2 separate regions of the Homo sapiens genome follow, and region 2 is linked to region 1. A link is an interaction called in ENCODE POLR2A ChIA-PET data of the cell type or tissue named here. Cell type or tissue: PC-3. All regions are shown on one strand. Each heading gives the region's core, and the rest is flanking DNA. Links, peaks and the distances in the headings are about the cores only.

Region 1 (5,368 bases), core at 557-4,556:
CCACTGTGATCAGAATCATTGGGAGGATTTACTGAAACAGAATGCCAGGCCCTAGTGCCCGCTTTGGATTCAGCAGGTCTGGGGTAGGGTCCAAGAATGTGCATTTCTAACAAGTTTCCAAATAATGCTGCTTCTGGTCTGAGACCACGCTTTGAGAACCACTGCTGTTAGCATTGTTAAAGACCTTGGACTGTATTTTACCCAATGGTTTTCTTTTCTTTTTTTTTTTCCCCCAAGATGGAGTCTCACTGTGGCACCCAGGCTGGAGTACACTGGCATGATCTCGGCTCACTGTAACTTCCACCTCCCAGGATCAAGCAATTCTCCCTGCCTCAGCCTCCTGAGTAGCTGGAATTACAGGCGCCCACCATAGTGCCCGGCTAATTTTTGTATTTTTTTAGTAGAGACGGGGTTTCACGATGTTGGTCAGGCTGGTCTTGAACTCCGGACCTCAAGTGATCTACCCACCTCGGCCTCCCAAAGTGCTGGGATTACAGGCATGAGCCACCAGCCGGCCGGTTTTCAAACCTAGATGCACATCTGAATCAGCTGAGGCTATTTAAAAAATGGAAGTTCCTAAACATTCACACGAGTGAATGAATAGCTCTGGGATGGGGTCCTGGAACCTGCGTTTTTACCAAGTTCCCCAAGTGATTTAGATATAACCAATGGCCATTTAACAACCTTGGCAAAAATTAACTGAAAAGTTTTAAGCAAGGAAATATCATGGTCAGATCTGAATCTTGGACAGCTATCCCTGGTCTTGAAGAATCTGGCTCTGAAATTCCAGCCCAGACAGCTCCATCTTCTACTATGGGTGGATCTGGGACCCTTCTACCTGAATGGGGTTAAGCAGAGCCTTGTTGGATTCTGAGGAGATTGCAGTATGTCCTTCGCTGATAAGGGTCATCCTGCCGTAAGAGCAGAAAGAGGCCCCTGCATCCCAGGCAGCTGTTCCCCATGAGCTCCCTTCAACCAAAACCCAGAAAACTCTGAGAAGTTTAGGATCTCTTTGGTCCAACTCAAAGGTGGCTAGAGGCAGAGATCCTGGAAAGGAGGCAGAGGGTAGCACCTGTTAAAAGCTCACTGATTCTGGCTGGCTGCAATGGCTCACGCCAGTAACCCCTGCATTTTGGGAGGCCAAGGCAGGAGGATCGCTTGAGGCCAGAAGTTCAAGACCGAACTGAGCAAGACAATGTTTCTACAAAAAAAAAAAAAAAAAAAAAAGACGAAGAATAAGCCCACTGATTCATTCACACAGTGGAAAACTGCAGCTTGCAGACTGACATAGGAATCTCTGTGTGGTGGACCGGCCCCACACCACCAGACACAAGAGGCTGGGAAGATGAATATACTAAATACGCGGCACCCACCCCTAGCCCAACCAAAACTCTGGACAGAGCCGTTAGAGGTAGAACGTTATAGGAGGGCTGCAGGCTCTGCGTGGTTATTTAGCACTCACTTCTCTGGACTGTTAGCCCTCTCGGGTACTCCTGCGGATCTAGAGCAGCCGGTTCCCAGTCATCGGTGTTTCGTTCCAACCAGGAGATGAGGGCTGGTTTGGGACCTGCGCACCCTGGGGAAAGAGAACAAATCAGAAGGCCAGCTCCTAGATCACGCCGAGTAGTATCTCCCCGACGGCACCTCCTGCTAAGCCCCTGCCCACCTCCCCTGACAACCTGGTCGCCTGCCAGGACCGTGGCCTCCCTGCCTACACCCTCTCCGGCTCCTGCATCCCTTCGCGCCCCGCGGCAGCGGATGGGGCCGGCCTCACCGAGCGCGCCCAGGTGACCGTAGGTCTCCCGCATCACGTCCCGGTACAGGGCCCTCTGCGCGGGCCGCAGGCAGCCCCACTCCTCCGGGGAGAAGTACACGGCCACGTCCACGAACTTCAGAGCCCTCGGCCTCCTGCCCCTTTTCCGACTGGGTCTGGCCTTTCCTGGTCCCTGCGCAGGGAGCGGAGCCGAAGGTGGCGCCATGGGACCCGAGAAGCCGGCGCCACGGCCTTCCGTGTCCAGGCCTCGGCCCTCGGGCGCTGGCGGCCCCTGGGATCGAGGAGCCCCTGCCGGACCAGGGCTGAGCGTGGCCGGGGAGGCCCGGAGGGAATCGGAATTGGTCGCCCGCGGGGCTAACGGAAACCTTTTGCTGTTATTCAGGAAACTCCTGCCCGAACTTGGGTGAAAGGCACCGGAAGATGCCTTCGGGGAAAATGGCGGCGCTGCTACCGCACCGCCTTTGCCTGGAACACAGGCAGCTTCCAGCTATCGATTTTATTGACCGGAGCGCCATGCCGGCTTCCTAACCTCTTTGCCCTCAAGTGTAATGGCGCTGCGATTGGGCTTCACGCCGTCTTTTTTCCCCTCCCCAATACGCGCGTTCATTGGACGAGAGCCGAAGATCGAGCGTTCTGATTGGGTGCTAGCAAAGGCGGTCCGTTTGAACGAAGCCAAGAGCTGCATAAGGGCAGGAAGCTGGACTGCTAGGATCAGGCGACTACAAGGAGTTGTGAAGCGACTTGCACCGACCTGGGGGCAGCAAGAGGCCCCGGGGCTGCTTTCCGCTGTTCGACTCTGGCAGGCTCAGCCAATCACTGAAGGAGGGAACGATTTGAGCGATGGAGCCACTCTGGCCGAGTTAGAGCTGAGATTATCCTGAGTTCCTTTTACTGGTGTTCTCAGAGCATCCTTGACTTTGGAGAATGGTTATCTTCTTTGTTTGCCCTTTAGGGGAGGGAATTATGGTTAGCATTTCCTGGGGGCAGGCGCCATGCCCAGCATATTACATATTTCATCTTTATTATTTTTTATTTTTATTTTATTTATTTATTTTTGAGACAGAGTCGTGCTCTGTCGCCCAGGCTGGAGTGCAGTGGCGAAATCTCGGCTCACTGCAGCTTCCACCTCCCACGTTCAAGCGATTCTCCTGCCTCAGCCTCCCGAGTAAGTGAGATTACAGGCGCGTGCCACCACTCCTGACTAATATTCATATTTATTAGCAGAGATGGGGTTTCACCATGTTAGCCAGGCTGGTCTCGAACTTCTGACCTCAAGTGATTCACCCACCTCGGCCCCACGAAGTGCTAGGATTACAGGCGTGAGCCACTATGCCCGGCCTTATTTTTATTTTTTTGAGACAGGGTCTCACTCTGTTACCCGGGCGGGATGGAATGCAGTAGTGCAATCTCAGCTCACTGCAGCCTCTAACTCCTGGGCTCAAGCAATCGTCCTGCCTCAGCCTTCAGAGTAACTGGGACTACTGGTGTGCACTACCACGCCTGGCTAATTTTTTATGTTATTTGTTGAGTCAGGGTTTCCCTGTGTTGCCCAGGCTGGTCTCGAACCCTTAGGCTAAGTGATCCTCCTGCCTCGTCCTCCCAAAGGGCTGGGATTACTGGCATAAGCCACAGCACCGGAGCCATTAGTTATTCGCTTTTTTTTTTTGAGACTGGGTCTCATTCCGTTGCCCAGGCTGGAGTGAAGGCATGCACCCACAGTGCTCTGCTAATTTTTTGTATTTTTGGTAGAGACGGTGTTTCGCCATGTTTCCCAGGCTGGTCTCGAACTCCTGAGCTCAAGCAATCCGCCCACCTCGGTCTCCCAAAGTGCTGGGATTACAGGAGTGAGCCACCACACCCAGCCCGTTATTAATTCTTTACTAGCATTTTGTGAACCAATGGTTATCATCCTGGTTCTACTAATGAAGAAACGATCTCAGAGGGATTCCATGAGTTTCCAGGGCCATACTGCTAGTAAGGAGTGGGGAATAAAGATTTAAACCTGGGGCAGACAGAGCCTTTATTCATACCACTGATAGGCATCCTTCCTTCACAGTATCCTAATTTGCTTGCTAAACCAGGAATCCACCTGAGCTCTTGTTTTCTTCTCAAGTTCAATATTCTGCATAATCTCCCTACATTATTTTCACGTGACATTTGTTCAACGTACAAAGCATAGTGCTAGGCAATTGGGAGAGCGTACATAAATAAGTCATAGGCCATGCTTTGAATGGAGCTTACAGTCTAGTAAAGCATATAAATTCACAATGAATCATAACAGAATGATACAAGCATGTATGTGAAAGGCACTGAACTGAAAATTGCTGATGGAACAAGCCAGCACCCACCCCATTAGCCTCCACATTTTTTTTTTTTTTTTTTTTTTGAGACGGAGTCTCGCTCTGTCACCCAGGCTGGAGGGCAGTGGCGCCATCTCGGCTCACTGCAAGCTCCGCCTCCCGGGCTCACGCCATTCTCCTGCCTCAGCCTCCCGGGTAGCTGGGACTACAGGCGCCCGCCACCACGCCCAGCTAATTTTTTGTATTTTTAGTAGAGACGGGGTTTCACCATGTTAGCCAGGATGGTCTTGATCTCCTGACCTCGTGATCCACCCGTCTCAGCCTCCCAAAGTGCTGGGATTACAGGCGTGAGCCACTGTGCCCAGCCCTTTTTTTTTTTTTTTTTAGACGGAGTCTTGCTCTGTTGCCCAGGCTAGAGTGCAGTGGTGCAAACTCGGCTCACTGCAACCTTGGCCTCCCGGGTTCAAGTGATTCTCCTGCCTCAGCCTCCCGAGTAGCTGAGATTACAGGCACCCGCCACTTTGCTCGGCTAATTTTTGTATTTTTAGTAGAGACGGGATTTCACCATCTTGGCCAGGCTGGTCTCGAACTCCTGACCTCATGATCCAACCACCTCTGCCTCCCAAAGTGCTGGGATTACAGGCATGAGCCACCACGCCCGCCCTAGCCCCTACTTCTATGTATGTGTTATACTGCAGAGTTTCACCAGCTCAATGCCACCCCCAAGGGTCCTGCGAGCAGGAGAATACACCATTTGCCATGTCTCTTAGCTAGTGACATGCACATCTATCTCTCTAACCCTTTAATCAATATTGTAAAGCATATACTATGGGCAAAACACTAACCTCAAAGCTTTCAAGGAATAAAGACAAACAATGTGGCAGGAAAAGTCACAAAATTAGAAGGCAATGAGGCCGGGAGCAGTGGCTCACACCTGTAATCCCAGCAGTTTGGGAGGCCGAGGTGGGTGGATCACGTGAGGCCAGGAGTTCAAGACCAGCCTGGCCAACATGGCAAAACCCTGTCTCTACTAAAAATACAAAAATTAGCCGGGCTTGGTGGCACATGCCTATAGTCCCTGCTACTTGGGAGGCTGAGGCATGAGAATTGTTTTCTGTTTTGTTTTGTTTTGTTTTGTTTTGAGACGGAGTTTTGCTCTTGTTCCCCAGGCTGAGTGCAATGGAGCAATCTCGGCTCACCACAACCTCCGCCTCCCGGATTCAAACGATTCTCCTGCCTCAGCCTCCCGAGTAGCTGGGATTACAGGCATGCGCCACTACACCCAGCTAATTTT
Region 2 (4,647 bases), core at 648-4,647, 430 kb before region 1:
AAGTGACTTCCCAAAGACAGCATGTTACGTGTGTCATTCTAGGGCCACACTTTCTCCATGGAGAAGGCGGAGGGGGTAGGGAAAGTTGCCAGCACACTCCAGCCTGGTTCCTGGCACTGTGCCCAGCATTTATAGCTAGTTTCCATTAGTCCTCATCCTCTATAAAGTGAGGGCCACTGTGCACCTGTCCTAGATGAGGAAAACGCACCTGGCCAGGGACAGTAAGGAGATGCTGAAACCAAGGTTATCAGGGGTGCCTGACCCCACCATGCTCCACAGCCTCCTTTGGGCAAGACAGACTAGGGAAGCTCTGTGAACCTTGCTAAAGACATTGGACTTTGGCCGGGCATGGTGGTTCACGCTTGTAATCCCAGCACTTTGGGAGGCCCAGGTGGGTAGATCACCTGAGGTCAGAAGTTCAAGACCAGCCTGGCCAACATGGTGAAACCCCCTCTCTACTAAAAATACAAAAATTTGCCAGGCAAGGTGGCATGCACCGTAATCCCAGCTACTCGGGAGGCTGAGTCAGGAGAATCGCTTGAACCTAGGAGGCGCAGGTCACAGTGAGCAGAGATTGTACCACTGTACTCAAGCCTGGGTGACAGTGAGACTCTGTCTCAAAAAAAAAAAAAATAAATAAATAATAAAAATAAAAAGAGGAGTAATGATTTGATTCCAACACTTCAGTCTACCTCTACTGTAGGTATCTGGCTCCTTGGAAGGGCCTCTGGTCCTGTCTCCCTCCAGGGTAGGTGTAATCAGAACTTTTTCAGCTGCAAGTGCCAGGAATCCAACTCATACTTCTTGGCTTACGTGAAAAAGAAGTGCATTGCCTTATACAACAGGAAAGTTAAGGGTTTCAGGCACAGCTTGATCCAGACACTCAAATGATCTCAAGAATATGTCTCTTCATATCTGGCCTCTTCAGGCCTCTGTGTAGACCCATCCTAGCCAGCTTTTTGCTGTTTTTTTTGTTTTTGTTTTTTGTTTTTTTTTTTTTGAGACAGAGTCTTGCTCTGTCGTCCAGGCTGGCGTGATCTCGGGTTACCAAAACTCCCACCTCCTCAGTTCAAACTATTCTCCTGCCTCAGCTTCCCAAGCAACTGAGACTACAGGTGCACACCACCATGCCTGGCTACTTTTTATATTTTTAGTGGAGACAGGTTTTGCCATGTTGGCCAGGCTGGTCTCAAACTCCTGGCCTCAGGTGATCTGCCTGCCTCGGCCTCCCAAAGTGCTGGGATTACAGGCGTGAGCCACTGCACCTTGCTCTGACCAGCTTTTCCTGCATACCAACAAGATATCACCAGCAGTGCTGGGCTTACATCCTATCAGCTTCCTAACTCCCAGTGGAGAGAGGGCATCTTTTTCACAGCAGCTCCAAGGTGAGTCTTGGGCACAAGATGAATCAAGTGCCCATCCCTGAGCCAATGAAAACAGGTTGCTTTGGTTGGGAAGCACAGGCCATGTGAATACGCCAGGTCCCCTCCTGAACCTCATGGAGTGCCTGTGAGGAGAGGTTGGTTCCCCAAAAGAAAATCCAATAAAGAGGCGACGGGACCAGGCACGGTGGCTCATGCCTGTAATTGCACCACTTTGGGAGGCTGAGGCAGGAGGATTGCTTGAGCCCAGGAGGTCGAGACCCACCTAGGCCACATAGTGAGATCCCGTCTCTACCAACAATTTAAAAAATTAGCTAGGTGTGTTGGGCATGTGCCTCTGGTCCCAGGTACTCGGGAGGCTCTGAGGATGGATGGGAGGATCGCTTGAGCGTGGGAGGTTGAGGCTGCAGTGAGCTGTGATCGTGCCATTGCACCCCAGCCAGAGGGAGACCCTGTCTCAAAAAAAAAAAAAAAAAAAAAAAGAGAGAGGCAATGGTAAGAGCTAAACCAGCAGGAACAAGAGAGGCAAAGGTCCCCCTTTTTTTTCTTTTAATTGAAACTGGGTCTCCCTCTGTCACCCAGGCTGGAGTGCAGTGGTGCAATCATAGCTCACTGTTAGCCTGGAACTCCTGGGCTCAAGCGAACCTCCCACTTCAGCCTCCTAAGCAGCTGAGAACACAGGCACATGCCACCACAGCTGGCTAATTTCATTTTTTTTTTTTTTAAGAGATGGGGTCTTGCTATGCTGCCCACACTGGTCTCAAACTCCTAGGCTCAAGTGATTCTCGCCGCTCCTGGGCAAATGCCCTCTGACATCCCTTATAAGGACACCCTTTGAAAAGGTTGTCCCCCTCTCAAACATGGAGAGCCTTGCCAGGGCCTTCCCCACTCACTGCTGTAACTAATTCTTATGCTGCATGGACATCTGCTTCCCAGAACCTCCACCCACCAGCCTTGCCCCTGACCTTTGTGGCAGCCCCAAGGCTGCCCACCCCTTCCCCTGCTGCAGCCCACTTGGCCTCTGAAAGCAGCACTGTCTGCCTGCACCTTGCCCTCTCCAGGGCCGTCAGGCTCGCCACCTTCAGGAGCCTAGTTTTCAGGTCCTTCACCAATGCCCTCGTCCTGTGGGTGGACATGAGGCCCTCCAGAGCTGAAGGCAGTGTGTGCTTCAGTTTCTGCATCTGTAAAATGGAGATAGTATTTGCTACCCAGGGGTGCTATGAGGATTACATGAACATAGTATAGTGTCTAGAACAGTGCCCAGCACATAGTAGGCACTCAATAAAAGCCAGTTATTATTCCTGTCACTTCTGTGGGAGACGGCACATCAGAGTACCCACCTTATCTCGGTCTAGTCCCGTCCAGTCGCAGGCCTTTGAGTACAGTACAGCCCTAAGGTTTTTACAATTGAATAATCTATAAAAGATTTACAGATTTATTGTCTCATTTGAGCCTAGTAACTTTTTTGTTGTTGTTGAGATGGAGTCTTACTCTGTTGCCCAGGCTGGAGTGCAATGGCACAGTCTTGGCTCACTGCAACCTCTGCCTCCTGGGTTCAGGCGATTCTTCTGCCTCAGCCTCCCGAGTAGCTGGGACTACAGGCGCACACCACCATGCCCAGCTAATTTTTTTTTTTTTGAGACGGAGTTTCACTCTTGTTGCCCAGGCTGGAGTGCAATAGTGCCATCTCAGCTCACTGCAACCTCCGCCTCCCAGGTTCAAGCAATTCTCCTGCCTCAGCCTCCAGAGTAGTTGGGATTACAAGCATGCACCACCATGCCCGGGTAATTTTTTTTTTTTTTTTTTTTTGAGATGGAGTCTCGCTCTGTCACCCAGGCTGGAGTGTAGTGCCACGATCTCGGCTCACTGCAACCTCCGCCTCCTGGGTTCACACCATTCTCCTGCCTCAGCCTCCCAAGTAGCTGGGACTACAGGCGCCTGCCACCATGCCTGGCTAATTTTTTGTATTTTTAGTAGAGAGGGGGTTTCACCATGTTAGCCAGGATGGTCTCCATCTCCTGACCTCGTGATCTGCCCGCCTTGGCCTCCCAAAGTGCTGGGATTACAGGCGTGAGGCACTGCGCCCGGCCAGAGCCTCATAACTTTGTGAGGTGGGCAGTTCAAATCTTATTAATTCCCCATTTACCAATGACAAAATGAGGTTCAGAGAGATTAGCCCTCTTGGCCAAGATCGCACAGCCAGTCAGTGGCAGAGGTGGGACTTGAACCCGTCCCTTGCTGTTCCTTGAACTTCTCCACACGACAGGGCTGTCCCTCAGCCTACAGGTCACCCCTCTAGCCTTGCCTGTTGGCTCTTCCTAATCCTTTCAGGCCCAGCCCAGATACTTTTTAAACAAGAATGATGAGAGCTAACTTTTTTTAAAATGAGACGGTCTTGCTCTTTCACCCAGAGAAGACTGGGTGATAACAGTGGCTCAATCTTGGCTCACTGCAGCCTCTGCCTCCAGGGTTCAAGCTATTCTCATGCCTTAGCCTCCTCAGTAGCTGGGATTACAGGGGTGCATCACTACACCACGCTAATTTTTGTATTTTTAGTAGAGATGCGGTTTTACCATGTTGGCCAGGCTGGTCTCGAACTCCTGACCTCAGGTGATCCGCCAGCCTTGGCCTCCCAAAGTGCTGGGATTACAGGCGTGAGTCACTACGCATGGCTGAGAGCTAACGTTTATTAAGCACCCGCCACTTTCTAGATGAGGTCCTTACTGACTTCCTTGGGTTATTTTAGGTAATCATCCCCATACCTCTTACGTGGCAGGTATGACTGTTACAGAGGGAGAAACCGAGGCTGAGAAAGGCTAAGTAGCGGCCACACCTCACTCAGCAGGTGACAGGCTGCGGTCGCACTCATGACATAGTCTGACTCTAGAGCAGGCCTTTCCTGCCCGCTGTTGCTGCCTCCAGAAGCCTCTCTGAATCCAAGGGTGGGAACTATTCCTCCTTGCCCTCGAGCCTTCGCCAAAGCCAGGGCTTGGAGCGGCCGTGGGCTCCTCCTCCTTCCCCCAGGCTGGGCTCTTCAGGGGCGGAAACCTGCCTGGCTTGCCTGCCTTGCTCGACCCTGTAGCCCCTGGCACGAAGTAGGTGCCCGTGATGCCGGATTATTTCAGCAGGAGGGCAGGGGTGTTCCCGATGAAGCCAGGAGATCCAGGGAGGAGAAGCGACTCCCGGGGCCACCCATGCTTAGATCTCAGAGCCAGGCAAGAGCCAGGTCCCGGGGGTCCAGGAGCGCGCTCGGGGCTCCTCCTCG

The links. ChIA-PET counts read pairs that join two places held together with the same protein. Peaks named below come from ENCODE experiments on the same cell type or tissue, not always from the same donor. Only the 100,000 strongest peaks of a DNase experiment are listed, where the experiment ranks them.
Region 2: POLR2A ChIA-PET joins it to region 1 with 11 read pairs; 3 of 35 experiments call an interaction of 5 or more read pairs at or near these places.

What each region holds. Positions count from the first base shown.
Region 1 is chr16:30,608,063-30,613,430 of GRCh38, forward strand. ZNF689 (zinc finger protein 689) reads right to left here and starts at 2,327. Exons shown (of 3, transcript NM_138447.3): 1 at 1,775-2,327; 2 at 1,463-1,576. The coding sequence starts at 1,979. LOC124903678 (a long non-coding RNA gene) reads left to right here and starts at 2,412. Exons shown (of 2, transcript XR_007065051.1): 1 at 2,412-2,701. RefSeq lists a silencer at 2,017-2,066 and an enhancer at 2,354-3,323. In PC-3, for the core only: a CTCF peak has its summit at 1,998; a DNase peak (open chromatin) is centred at 2,389; H3K4me3 peaks cover 1,818 bases; H3K27ac peaks cover 585 bases.
Region 2 is chr16:30,178,537-30,183,183 of GRCh38, forward strand. No RefSeq gene overlaps it. Among named protein-coding and RNA genes, the nearest start is that of CORO1A, 2.7 kb to the right of the region's middle. RefSeq lists an enhancer at 3,819-3,928. In PC-3, for the core only: no CTCF peak of the experiment used is centred there; no DNase peak of the experiment used is centred there; H3K4me3 peaks cover 423 bases.